Regions from separate parts of the Homo sapiens genome. Here region 1 is linked to region 2. Evidence: read pairs that join two places in POLR2A ChIA-PET (ENCODE). Cell type or tissue: MCF 10A. All regions are shown on one strand. Each heading gives the region's core, and the rest is flanking DNA. Links, peaks and the distances in the headings are about the cores only.

Evidence for each region. Peaks named below come from ENCODE experiments on the same cell type or tissue, not always from the same donor. Only the 100,000 strongest peaks of a DNase experiment are listed, where the experiment ranks them.
Region 1: POLR2A ChIA-PET joins it to region 2 with 5 read pairs; 13 of 35 experiments call an interaction of 5 or more read pairs at or near these places.

The regions. Positions count from the first base shown.
Region 1 is chr9:128,541,540-128,548,296 of GRCh38, forward strand. It overlaps LOC101929270 (a long non-coding RNA gene), which reads right to left. Exons shown (of 4, transcript NR_188457.1): 2 at 1,840-2,145. GLE1 (GLE1 RNA export mediator) reads left to right here. Exons shown (of 16, transcript NM_001003722.2): 16 at 1-749. It also overlaps the pseudogene RNU7-171P. Among named protein-coding and RNA genes, the nearest start is that of SPTAN1, 7.7 kb to the right of the region's middle. In MCF 10A, for the core only: no CTCF peak of the experiment used is centred there; no DNase peak of the experiment used is centred there.
Region 2 is chr9:128,604,927-128,611,571 of GRCh38, forward strand. SPTAN1 (spectrin alpha, non-erythrocytic 1) reads left to right here. Exons shown (of 57, transcript NM_001130438.3): 30 at 108-252; 31 at 370-551; 32 at 2,678-2,777; 33 at 2,926-3,123; 34 at 3,204-3,350; 35 at 3,948-4,051; 36 at 4,196-4,358; 37 at 4,725-4,739. Among named protein-coding and RNA genes, the nearest start is that of DYNC2I2, 49 kb to the right of the region's middle. In MCF 10A, for the core only: no CTCF peak of the experiment used is centred there; a DNase peak (open chromatin) is centred at 3,055.

The sequences.
Region 1 (6,757 bases), core at 782-5,781, 63 kb before region 2:
CCACCTACCCACCCTCACCCCTGTTCAGATGAATTTCCAGAAAGAGCTAAGGCTCATAAGGTTCCCTTTTAAGTATTATTTAATAGTTGAGGCCAGATACTTACATGCAAGTCTGGGTTATGGTTGTTTTGCCTTTCTCAGCTTGTGAAGTCATTCTAAAGCTAGAGGAAGTATGTGATATACACATGGACTAAGGCTCAGGTGACACTATGGCTAGATTAACATCTGGGATTAGGACTGGAAACACATGTCATTTTGAACTAAGGGAAACTCTTTGTCATCCTAATTTGGAATTTGGTCCCTGGATGGCTAGGGATCCATGAACCAGGCAGGTACCTTTTTTGTTTTTGTTTTGTTTTGTTTCTTTTCTGTTTGAATTAAGATGGGCTAAGATGGGGCTTGCAACATTAAACATGAGCTGAGCATCCATAAGCATTGAATTGGGATTAAATAAAGATGTTGGGCAGGAACTGAACACTGCTAATATGATGATAAATATGCCTGACTAAAGCCACTACAGAAATCCAGAGATTGGCTGTTAAAATTTGTTTTGTGGAAAGACTAATTCTCTTTGATACTGCAGAGGCAGTGGCCATGGATCTGTTCCTCTGTGCTAAATGTCTTGTGGCAGGGTGTGTTTGTGGGGGAGTGTTCACTGGTACTCTTGAGTGGCCTGAAGTGACCCATTCTATGAATTGTTAATTAAGGTGCCAAAAAAAATTAATAATAAAGCTTGGTTTTTTGAAAAACCCATTGCTGATATATTGGTTCAATATGATCAATTTCCTCTGCCTTGAGCTATGTAAATCATGATAGTATACAAGTCCAGGTATAGAGCGGTATGCATTTATTCCTTTTGGTCTTCTTGACCTACACCTTGGGAATATTACTTCTTTTTCTGTCATTTCCTTTTTTGGAATTATGTACTAATAACTGACCCTATTTTATCTAGCAAGAGATGTGAAAGTGTATTAAAATCTTTGAAAGACACAATAGGCCGTGCTTAGTGGCTCATGCCTGCAGTCCCAACACTTTGGGAGGCTGAGGTGGGAGGATTGTTTAAGTCCAGGAGTTCAAGACCAGCCTGGGCAACATAGTGAGACCCCCATGTCTAAAACAAATTTTTTTGGCCAGGCGCGGTGGCTCACGTCTTACCAGCCTGGCCAACATGGCAAAACCCTGTCTCCACTAAAATTACAAAAATTAGCTGGGCATGGTGGTGTGTGCCTGTAATCCCAGCTACCCAAGAGGCGGCTGGGGCAGGAGAATTGCTGGAACCCAGGAGGCAGAGGCTGCAGTGAGCCGAGATCACTCCAGCCTGGGCGACAGAGTAAGACTCTGTCTCAAAAAAAAAAAAAATTTTTTTTTAAATTTTTCAGGCATGGTGGCACATGTCTGTAGTCCCAGCTACTCAGGAGGCTAAGGTGGGCAGATCACTTGAGCTTGGGAGGTCGAGGCTGCAGCGAGCTGTGATCATGCCACTGCACTCCAGCCTGGGTGACAGAGCAAGACCCTGTCTCAAAAAAATAAATAAATAAATAAGGTAGACACAATGGAATGAACACTGGGGACGGAGTCAGGAGACCCCGGCTCAAATCACTTTTAGGTTTTTTGGCCTTGGGAAGGTCCTTCACCCGCTCTGAACCTCAGTATCCCCACCTGTAAAACAAAAGAACTGGACATGTCACTGTAGTTTTCAAACTATGCTTGATAGCAGTTCCTTAGCGAAGAGCTTCCCAGCTGGTGTGCCTTGGCATGATGACCTCATTAGCCCTCCCAGACAAGGCCTGTGGTGGGTGAGCCCCCAGGAGCGGTTCCATTCACATTTCCTCTCCTTACCTTTGCCTTAAAAATGGCATAATTCATCCGGGTGTGGTGGCTCATGCCTGTAATCCCAGAACTTCGGGAGGCCGAAGCTAGTGGATCACAAGGTCAGGAGTTCGAGACCAGCCTGGCCAACATGGTGAAACCCCCCCATCTCTACTAAAAATACAAAAATTAGCCGGGCATGGTGGAGCACATCTGTAATCCCAGCTACTCCGGAGGCTGAGGCAGGAGAATTCGCTTGAACCCGGGAGGCAGAGGTTGCGGTGCGCCGAGATCGCGCCACTGCACTCCAGCCTAGGCGACAGAGGAAGACTCTATCTGAAAAAGAAAAGAGAAAAAAAAAAGGCATCATTTTCTAGGTACCGTGACAGGGAATAGGTTGGGAAGCAATGACTTCAGGACAGGGGGATGTTGAGTGAATGGGGCTCAGCCCTGTAGCCAGTCAACATACAGAGGCTTAAAGCAAATTTCCAAAAGGCATCCCTTTTCCTTCAAGATACTACCACCCTCTATTGGACAACTGCCCTGTTAATAACTGTACAAATCTATGAGTGTTACAGCTCTTTTAGAATTTGTCTAGCAGGTTTTCCAATCTTCACTGAAAAGCTTTAAAAAATAAAGTAAAATTATGATGGAGGTCATGGTACCTCCCAGAGTTGTGCAGCTCATGTTTTGCACAACCATTTAGGGGTTCTAATGGAGCTCTGGGATCCTCTCTGCCACAGCCTTTTTGTTTTATGTGCTGTATGATATATTATGGTTCCATGTAAGATTATGTATGGAAAAGTTCATCTGTCAAAAACAAAATGAAAAATCACTGGATGAGATGATCTATAATTTCTCTTCCACTTTGGATTTGTATTACTTCATAGAAAATACCTCTTAGGCTGGGCATGATGGCTCATGCCTGTAACCCTAGCACTTTGGGAGGCCAAGGTGGAAGGATTGCTTGAGCTCAGGAGTTCAAGAGCAGCCTGGGCAACATAGTGAGACCCCATCTCTATTATAAATTTTTAAAATTTTAAATAAATAAATTAAAAAGAAAATTTATGAAATACCTCTTACGATTTTTGAATTATTTGAATATTCTTCCTCTAGTGGTTAGTGGTCTTGCATATGTCATTTGATGCTGGTATTCCTAATGGATTTCAATGGTAAACCAAGAAAGGAGAGCACTGGGAGTCCAGGTTTTTGATACTGACGGATAGAGATAATGATTACTAGATGAGAGATGCAGCTCCTGATGGAAAGTAGCATCAGACTCCTTACAGCAGAATACTAAGGACTGCCTTCGGCTTTAATTCAAATACTCACTTGTCTCCTTTCTTGCTTTCAAACTTGACCTCATTTATCAGGCTGAGGATCCATGTTTTTGTCACATTATTGTCCTGCTAAAGCAAATCTGATGACAAATTAAAAATTCCAAGAGGACAGAAACTCTACACCTCCCTTACATAGAAGAATAGATTTCTGAGGATTTCCCACCCATGTGCTAGGAGCTTTCCCCCTACTTCTCCAGCTTTCTATGATGATAGCAGTGACAAAATTAGGCTTGGACATCTTCTATCTCAGTGTCAGGAAAACCAAAAGCTCCACTAAGAGCCACAGAGCTTCTTACAAGTGCCTATGTCACACCTGGTAATCCCCTTCACTTTTCTTCATCCTGCCTAATGAATTCCTGACATTAGATTTCCAGTGGACCTACAGAGAGTAGATTAAGCCAGGTGCAGTGGTTCACACCTGCAATCCCAGCGACTTGGGAGGCCAAGGCAGGAAGATTACTTGAGCCCAGGAGTTTGAGACCAGCCTGGGCAATACAGTGAGACCCCATCTCTTAAAAAAAAAAAAAAAAAAAAACAAACAAAAACAGCCGGCCGGGTGCAGTGGCTCACGCCTGTAATCCCAGCACTTTGGGAGGCCGAGGCGGGCGGATCATGAGGTCAGGAAATCCAGACCATCCTGGCTAACACGGTGAAACTCCGTGTCTACTAAAAATACAAAAAAAGTAGCCAGGCGTGGCAGCGTGCGCCTGTAGTTCCAGCTGCTGGGGAGGCTGAGGCAGGAGAATGGCGTGAACCTGGGAGGTGGAGCTTGCAGTGAGCCGAGATCACGCCACTGCACTCCAGCCTGGGTGACAGAGCCAGACTCTGTCTCAAAAAAAAAACAAAAACAAACAAAAAAAACAGGTCACACGCCTGTAGTCCCAGCCACTTGAGAGACTGAGGCAGGAGGATTGCTTGAGCCCAGGAGGTTAAGTCTGCAATGAGCCATCATTGTACCACTGTACTTCAGCCTGGGCAACAGAGTGAGACGCTATCTCTAGGGGGAAAAAAAGCAGATTAGAACTATAGTCTTCCTGGCTATGTGATGCATTTACAAAAACACCCATTATAAAGGGATTTATCCTTTCATTTAAAGCCAGCCTCCATTTAAGAAAGTATCAGTTTTTTCCAGAAGGATGTATTCAAGAACTTTTTTTTTCTTTTAGTTCTTTCAGGATATTTATACTCAGTGCAGCATGTGATCCTAGATTGGAACCTGCACTAAAAATAAAGATATTTCTGTGGGTGTGTTTTTTGCTATAAAGGACATTGGAACAATTGGTAAAACTTGAATAAGGCCTGTATATTAGATAATAGTACTGTGTCAACATGCATCTCTTGACTTTGATCATTGTACTGTGGTTATGAAAATGAATGTTCTTATTCTTGGAAAATATACATTGAGGTAAGTGGGCATGATGTCTGCAACTTATTTATTTTTTTGAAACAGAGTCTAGCTCTGTCGCCCAGGCTAGAGTGCAGTAGTGTGATCTCGCTCCCTGCAATCCCTGCCTCCCGGGTTCAAGCGATTCTCCTGCCTCAGCCTCCTGAGTAGCTGAGATTACAGGCACCCACCACACCTAGCTAATTTTTGTATTTTTAGTAGAGACGGGGTTCCGCCATGTTGGCCAGGCTGGTCTTGAACTCCTGACTTCAGGTGATCTGCCCACCTCGGCCTCCCAGAGTGCTGGGATTACAGGCATGAGCCACCACACCCGGCCTGCAACTTATTTTCAAATGACTGGGGGGAGGGGATATATATGTGTATACATATATATGTATACACGTGTGTATGACAATGTATATGTATACAGCTGTTATGTGTGTCTATATATGTAAACATAGAATAATAAAGCAAATGTGGTCAAAGGTTAACAAATGGGGGAATCTGGGTGAAGGGTATATGGGATTTCTTCCCAGTATTCTTGTAACTTTCCTGTAAATTGGAAACTATTTCAAAATTAACAGATACCTCTCTTTTCACCCTGCAAAAAAACATGCTTACAATTCTGATGAGGTGACAAAATCAACCTCTGGAACCTACAACCCTGAAAACAGGACCCTGGTGACTAAGGTTACCTTGAAGCCATCGACCTGTAGCAAGGATGGAATGTTGACTCTAAACATGTTTTCAACATAGGTGACTTGAAGGTAGAATTTTAATTCAATCGAGAATGCGATTTAAGCACCTGGAGCACTTGATGGGTTGAGCTAAAAGTTACAGGAGCACAGATAGACTTATTTCATCTAGTCTAAGTCCAAAGGCCTGACAGCCAGTCAGCTGATGGTTTAAATCCCAGAGTGCTTTTCTGCAGGGTTCAAAAAAAGGGCTTGATAGTCAAATAAGTTTGGCAAGTAATTTTTTTTTTTTTTTTGAGACGGAGTCTCGCTCTGTCGCCAGGCTGTAGCGCAGTGGCACAATCTTGGCTCACTGCAACCTCCACCTCCCAGGTTCAAGCGATCCTCCTGCCTCAGCCTCCCACGTAGCTGGGACTACAGATGCACGCCACCACACCCAGCTAATTTTTGTATTTTTAGTAGAGACGGGGTTTCACCATGTTGGCCAGGATGGTCTACATCTCTTGACCTCGTGATTTGCCCACCTCGGCCTCCCAAAGTACTGGGATTACAGGTGTGAGCCACTGCGCCCGGCCTGAAAATACTATGTTAAAGGTGAAGTAATCAATGATTACTTACCTACTTGGCAGAATGGGCCAGGTGTGGTGGCTCATGCCTGTAATCCCAGCACTTTGGGAGGCCAAGGCGGGCAGATCACCTGCGGTCAGGAGCTCAAGACCAGCCTGGCCAACATGGTGAAACCCTGTCTCTACTAAAAATACACAAAAATTAGCTGGGTGTGGTGGCAGATGCTTGTAATCCCAGCTATTCGGGAGGCTGAGGCAGGAGAATCACTTGAACCCGGGAGGCGGAGTTTGCAGTGAGCTGAGATCATGCCATTGCACTCCAGCTTGGGCAACAAGAGCGAGACTCAGTCTCAAAAAAACAAACAAGAATGGCAGAATGTTGATAACTGTTGGAGCTGGGTGACAGGCCTATGGAAGTTCACTGTATTAGGGTCCCCAGAGAAACAGACCAATAGGAGACGGATGGATGGACAGGGATATGATGAGATTTAATTACGAGGAATTTATTCATGAGATTATGGAGACTGAGAAGTCCCACAATCTGCCATCTGCAAGCTGGAAACCCAGGAAAGCTGGGGTTGAAATTCTAGTCTAGAGACGAGGTTTCATCATGTTGGTCAGGCTGGTCTCGAACTCCTGACCTCAGGTGATCCACCCTCCTTGGCATCCCAAAGTGCTGGGATTACAGGCGTGAGCCACTGCGCCCAGCCTATAATTCTTACTTAAATGGACTGAGTACCATTCATGTAACCTAAAATTCAGTAACACTTCAAATATTTTCTCAAGTCAATAAGTATTATATCATGAATATAGTCTTGAATTTATGAATCGTAATTAATCATTTTTCACTTGGTGACTAGGTTATGCCTAATATATTTTTTTAAATTATTAACATTCTTTTTTTTTTTTTTTTTTTTTTTGAGACAAGGTCTCACTCTATTGCCTGAGCTGGAATGCAGTAGC
Region 2 (6,645 bases), core at 1-5,000:
CATCTCAGTAAATAAATAAATAAATAAATAAATAAATTTTTTTTAGTGTCCTGTAATCAAGGCAGTTGTACTTGGCATTTCTTAACCTGAATGTGTCTCGCCTTTAGAGATGCTGATGAAACCAAAGAATGGATTGAAGAGAAGAATCAAGCTCTAAACACAGACAATTATGGACATGATCTCGCCAGTGTCCAGGCCCTGCAACGCAAGCATGAGGGCTTCGAGAGGGACCTTGCGGCTCTCGGTGACAAGGTGAGAGGACCCAAAGTCATCTTCTGTCTGGCATTTTTGCCCCAGAAAGAGCAGAGTCTTCTGTTCTGCAGAGCATACCCCCTTACTGCAAGCTCATTCACCACTTTCTTCCCATAGGTAAACTCCCTTGGTGAAACAGCAGAGCGCCTGATCCAGTCCCATCCCGAGTCAGCAGAAGACCTGCAGGAAAAGTGCACAGAGTTAAACCAGGCCTGGAGCAGCCTGGGGAAACGTGCAGATCAGCGCAAGGCAAAGTTGGGTGACTCCCACGACCTGCAGCGCTTCCTTAGCGATTTCCGGTACGGAGCCATGTTCACTCAGACTTCTGGAACATAGAGCCTTCTTTGTAGGGGTCATTTTTATTGTGAAAATAGTACATGCTCAGCAGGGTACAATGGCTCACACCTATAATCCAAGCACTTTGGGGGGCCAAGGCAAGCGAATTGCTTGAACTCAGGAGCCGGAGACCAGCCTGGGCTACATGGCGAAACCCTATTTCTATTATAAAATTTTAATTTAAAAATCAAAAACGGCCAGGCACAGTGGCTCACGTCTATAACCCCAGCACTTTGGTAGGCCAAGGCGGGCAGATCACCTGAGGTCAAGAGTTCAAGACCAGCCTGGCCAACATGGCGAAATGCCGTCTCTACCAAAAGTACAAAAATTAGCCAGGTGTGGTGGCAGGCATCTGTAATCCCAGCTACTCAGGAGGCTGAGGCAGGAGAATCGCTTGAACCTGGGAGGCGGAGGTTGCAGTGAGCCAAGATCGTGCCACTGCACTCCAGCCCGGGCAACAAGAGTGAAACTCCATCTCAAAAAAAAAAAAAAATTAAAAACAGAAAAAAGTAGTACATAATCAATGTAAAATAGTCAAACTACTGAATGCCATATTGTTAAAAATAAGTCTCTGCAGCCGGGCACGGTGGCTCACGCCTGTAATCCCAGCACTTTGGGAAGTCAAAGCAGGTGGATCACGAGGTCAGGAATTCAGGACCAGCCTGGCCAATATGGTGAAACCCCATCTCTACTAAAAATACAAACCAGCCGGGCGTGGTGGCACACTGGCACACACCTGTAATTCCAGCTACTCGGGAGGCTGAGGCAGGAGAATCATTTGAACCTGGAGGCGGAGGTTGCAGTGAGCCGAGATCGCACCACCGTACTCTAGCCTGGGCGATGGAGCAAGACTCTGCCTCAAAAAAAAAAAAAAAAAACAAGTCTCTACTTTCCTATCCAAGTATGGGCATACTCCCTCTCATCTCCTTGCCATATGACATTATATTTTTCCCTAGACATATATATATATATATTTTTTTTTTGGGGGGGGAAGCGTTTCGCTTTTGTGCCCAGGCTGGAGTGCAGTGGTGCGATCTCAGCTCACCGCAACCTCCGCCTCCTGGGTTCAAGCGATTCTCCTGCCTCAGCCTCCCAAGTAGCTGGGATCACAGGCATGCACCACCAAGCCCGGCTAATTTTGTATTTTTTTTAGTAGAGGCGGGGTTTCTCCATGTTGGTCAGGCTGGTCTCGAACTCCTGACCTCAGGTGATCCACCCACCTCGGCCTCCCAAAGTGCTGGGATTACAGGCGTGAGCCACTGCGCCTGGTTGTCTTTTTCTTCTTTTTATTGAGGTAAAAGCCACGTAACATACAATTAACTACTTTAAAATGTGCAATCCAATGACATTTAATGTATTCACGGTGTTGTGCAGCCACCCCTCTCTAGTTTTGGAACATTTTCATTGCCCTAGAATAACATTCCTTAACTAATCACCCCCTCTTCTCTCTTCCCCACCCACTAGGAATCCTTTATCTGCTTTCTATGTCTATGGATTTGCCTCTTCTGGACATGTCATATAAAAGGAATCATACCATATCTGACCTTACACACTCAGTTTTGTGCCCTTGTGGTTGTACAGCTGTGAGAAACTGGATCAAATGTATGCCCAGGCCTAGGGCTTCAAGGGTTAATCCTAAAGAAAGGCTTTTTCTTTTTTTTCTTTTTTTTTTAGAGACAGGGTTGCACCACATTGCCCAAACTGATCTTGAATTCCTGAGCTCAAGCGATCCTCCTGCCTCAGCCTCCCAAAGTGCTGGGATTACAGGCATGAGCCACCACGCCTGGCCAACAAAAGCTTTTTCATTTGAAGCTATCAAAGACTTAATTGTAGCTAGAACTTGTTATTCTGGAGGGTGAAAAGATCTTAATTATAAGCCTACTGACTTTTCCTCTGAGAAATTCGGACTTTTAAAAAAATAACAAGAAGTTTTTTAACACTTTGCCCAAAGACCTAGCCTCATTCAGTAGATCAGATTAACCCAAGATAACTTTCTGAGGCAAGAATTATGTCATTCTCTGTTTTCCTGGGCAGAAGATCTCCTTACCAGGTAATATAATAGCTATTTTTCTGGGGTGCTGGTTTCCAGGGACCTCATGTCTTGGATCAATGGAATACGGGGGTTGGTGTCCTCAGATGAGCTAGCCAAGGATGTCACCGGAGCTGAGGCATTGCTGGAGCGACACCAGGTGGGTGGACCTGCCTGCTGAGTAGCAAAGACGTGGCTGCTCTGCAGGGCCCTAGAGGCCTCATTCCCACCCTTTGTGGTGAGTCGGTGGTTGACGTCAGAGTGGGCATCTGCTGCCAGTTACCTAATCCCTTCCCTCCTTTTGGCAGGAACACCGGACAGAAATCGATGCCAGGGCTGGCACTTTCCAGGCATTTGAGCAGTTTGGACAGCAGCTGTTGGCTCACGGACACTATGCCAGCCCTGAGATCAAGCAGAAACTTGATATTCTTGACCAGGAGCGTGCAGACCTGGAGAAGGCCTGGGTTCAGCGCAGGATGATGCTGGATCAGTGCCTTGAACTGCAGGTGTGTGTGCTCCTGGTTTCTGACCAAGTGTTTCCTTGCTGAAGGGCCTCATTTTCTCACCTGCCTCTTGCCCTCTTTAGCTGTTCCATCGGGACTGTGAGCAAGCTGAGAACTGGATGGCTGCCCGGGAGGCCTTCTTGAATACCGAAGACAAAGGAGACTCACTGGACAGCGTAGAGGCTCTGATCAAAAAACATGAAGACTTTGACAAAGCGATTAACGTCCAGGTGAGGCCTCTGGACCATGGAGTTGGAGTCTGGATTTTTCCTGATTGACATCTGTTTCTTGGCTTATATAGTCACTGTTATATCTCCAAGGAATACCTGCGTTGTCTAAGAAAAATATGTACATAAATAATCTTTAAAACTTTATAGATTCTGGTATTTCTGAGATTTTAATAATGGGGGTGCCACAGGAAAAAAAAATATTATCAAAGGGATGGAAAACAAATGTGTGGGTAGGTAAGGGAATAATGAACAAACAACAAGGAAGATGTAAAACTGTTTGATTTATACGTCACTTTGCTGTAAATCTGACAGCATTTTCCTATTATCAGGCTTAATTTTGTTCTGTTCTGATATTCTAACACCTGCCCCACCTGAGTGACCTGGAGACTTCTTGAGTTAAACTCTACTCTAGTAATGAATGAAATCAAGCTTTCTTTTGGCATTTTACACTCTTGCTTCTAAAGTGTCAGTGTATTCTGATCCTGCCACCAGCTAGTTCTCAGTCACCCAAAATAACTATCCTTTTCTCAAGACTGGCAGTCCAGGCAGGGCCCAGCCACAGGCCCACCTTGATCTCATGCCTTTGTTTTCTGACAGGAAGAGAAGATTGCTGCTCTGCAGGCCTTTGCCGACCAGCTCATCGCTGCCGGCCATTATGCCAAGGGAGACATTTCTAGCCGGCGCAATGAGGTCTTGGACAGGTGGGTGTCCTGTGGCACTGACATAGTCACCAGCCCTGAGAGGATGCATCCCCTCATACGAAGGCCCAGGCCTGTTCTGTCTCCCCACTTCCTTCTCCACGGTAAGATATGCTCATGTTGGATCTCATGGTTTCACTCTTTCAGGTGGCGACGTCTGAAAGCCCAGATGATTGAGAAAAGGTCAAAGCTAGGAGAATCTCAAACCCTCCAACAGTTCAGCCGGGATGTGGATGAGATTGAGGCTTGGATCAGTGAAAAATTGCAAACAGCGAGTGATGAGTCGTACAAGGATCCCACCAACATCCAGGTAAGCTGAAGTGACTGGGTGTTGGTCTTGATGTAGCCTTATGTTATTGAGTAGATTTTGTTAAATAAAGCATTTATAAAACAATCTCCTTGCACCCATGGGAAGTCAGTGAGAAATATTTCAGTAAGCCCAGCCAGTGGGAAAGCCCTAGTCAAGTTTCAGAGCCATTTAAAAGTTGCCTTCCTCATTTGTCTCCATTAAAACTATTTCTGCTGTAATAAAAGTCTATAGAATCCCCCTTCTATTACTGTTCCCAAATGCTGAGCTTCCTGGGGGAAGTATGACAAAATGAGTTTCTATTTAATAGCTGATATGTGTGTCCACATCAGTGTACTGAACTCTTGTTCTTTTAATCTGTTTTTGTAGCTTTCCAAGCTGCTGGTAAGTTTTTAATTTTTTTAAGAGTTGTAGTTAAATGAGCTCCAGTATTTGTGTTACTCTGCGTAGATTATTGTTATTATTGTGGTCACACGGTTTGCTGGTGTCTCTTCATCCATCCTTTTCATTTCTAATCATCCATTACACTCCATTCAAGTGTCCCTGTGGGATGTGGCTTTTTCTGTTGTAATTAGCCTGCAACGCCTTACTCCCCCTTCTCTCCCCCAGTTTATCACTTAGGCAAATTCTGTACAGTGTTTGATTTGCGGGGCAGTAATTGACCATTTTCTTTCAAGGAGTGCTTCCTTTTGAAGATGGAACATCAGCTTCAGCTTTTTCTGTGTAGACATTGGCTCAGACTTGCTATGAGCTCATGGTGTTCGGTGGCCTGGGTTGGGGAGGCCAGTCTGGTGTGAGGGTTTTAATGCATACCCACTCTGGCATCCAGAGGTGCCAGTCAGGAGAGGAACAGCTAGAGAACTGTAGAGAGACGGATGGTCTATTAATACCTCCAAATCTTCAAGGAACACAAATGAGAAGTTAAGATAAAAGCAGACATCACTCAACAGGTAGTGAAAGGAGACTTCAGTCAACATGTAGCTCAAAGTTACTTAAGCGGGTGGAAGAAATGAAGATAGAGAAGAGAGTAAATGGGATTTGAACCAAAGGGTGATCAGAACAAGGAACAGAAGAAGAGGGTAATGGGACTTTTGTCAGGATATCTGAGTGTTTGAGACCCTTTTCCTTCTTGGCTTTGGGATCAGGCGGTGGGAGAACGTAACAAGGACATTTCATGTTAGTGCTGAATTGAGCCAGATGGCTCCATCCTTTGACAGTTGCTGCCTCTGAAATGAAACATTTGATGCAGAATTCCCCAACACTACTGCCTTTTAGTTGTTTTTTTTTTGCCCCCCAAATAACACTCCCCTGAGACCCTGCATTTCTTACCCAGCCAATTGTTTTTCCCAGAATTGTGGCATAGCTGCTATGTCCTTGCAATTGTCTCTTGTAGCATTTCAGTACCTTCTGTTTCTTTATGGATTCATAAAAACCATATCAGGCGCCCAGGATCAGGAGCCCATCCTTCTCCTAGCCCTTTCATTTCCCAGTAAAATAAATTCCTTCCTGCAGTCAAGCCTGGGTTCTGACAGTATCCCAGTGTTTTGATTAATGACAGCTACCTAAAGATAAATCAACAAAGCCAATGTCTGTAGTAGCTGTAGATTTCTCCTCTGTCAACAGAGGGAAAAGACTGACCATCAAATATTATTTTGCTGGTTATTACAATTTATGTTATGAATTTTGCTTAATGGTGATTTCTGCTTTAGATAATGAAATGTCCATATGTATCTCATTCATTACAGCCTGTCTCCAATAAGGAGAAAGCCATGGATGGAAATTGATGTACAAGCAGATTCAAAACTGAAGTTGGCCATTGCCATCTTCTGGAAAGTGTTAGGAAGTGTGTAATTCTAGGGCTTCACTCCCAAATAGCTAGCATAGCTACTGCAAGAATTGATTTTTTGGCCAGGCTTGGTGGCTCATGCTTGTAATCCCAGAACTTTGGGAGGCCAATGTGGCTCGATTGCTTGAGCTCGGGAGTTCAAGACCAGCCTGGGCAACATGGCGAAACCCCATCTCTACAAAAAATAGAAAAATTAGCTGGGTGTGATGTCATGCACCCATGGTCCCAGCTATTCGGGAGGCTGAGGTAGGAGGATTGCTTGAGCCGAAGAGGTTGAGGCTGCAGTGAGCTGAGATTACGCCACTGCACTCCAGCCTGGGCAACTGAGCAAGACCCTGTCTCAAAAAAAAGGACTTCCAGTTCATCTACTCCTGAGCTAGTACATTTCCTTCCTCCTTTGCTAACTCCCCAAGAGATGAACCCTAAAATATTTCATACAAACTC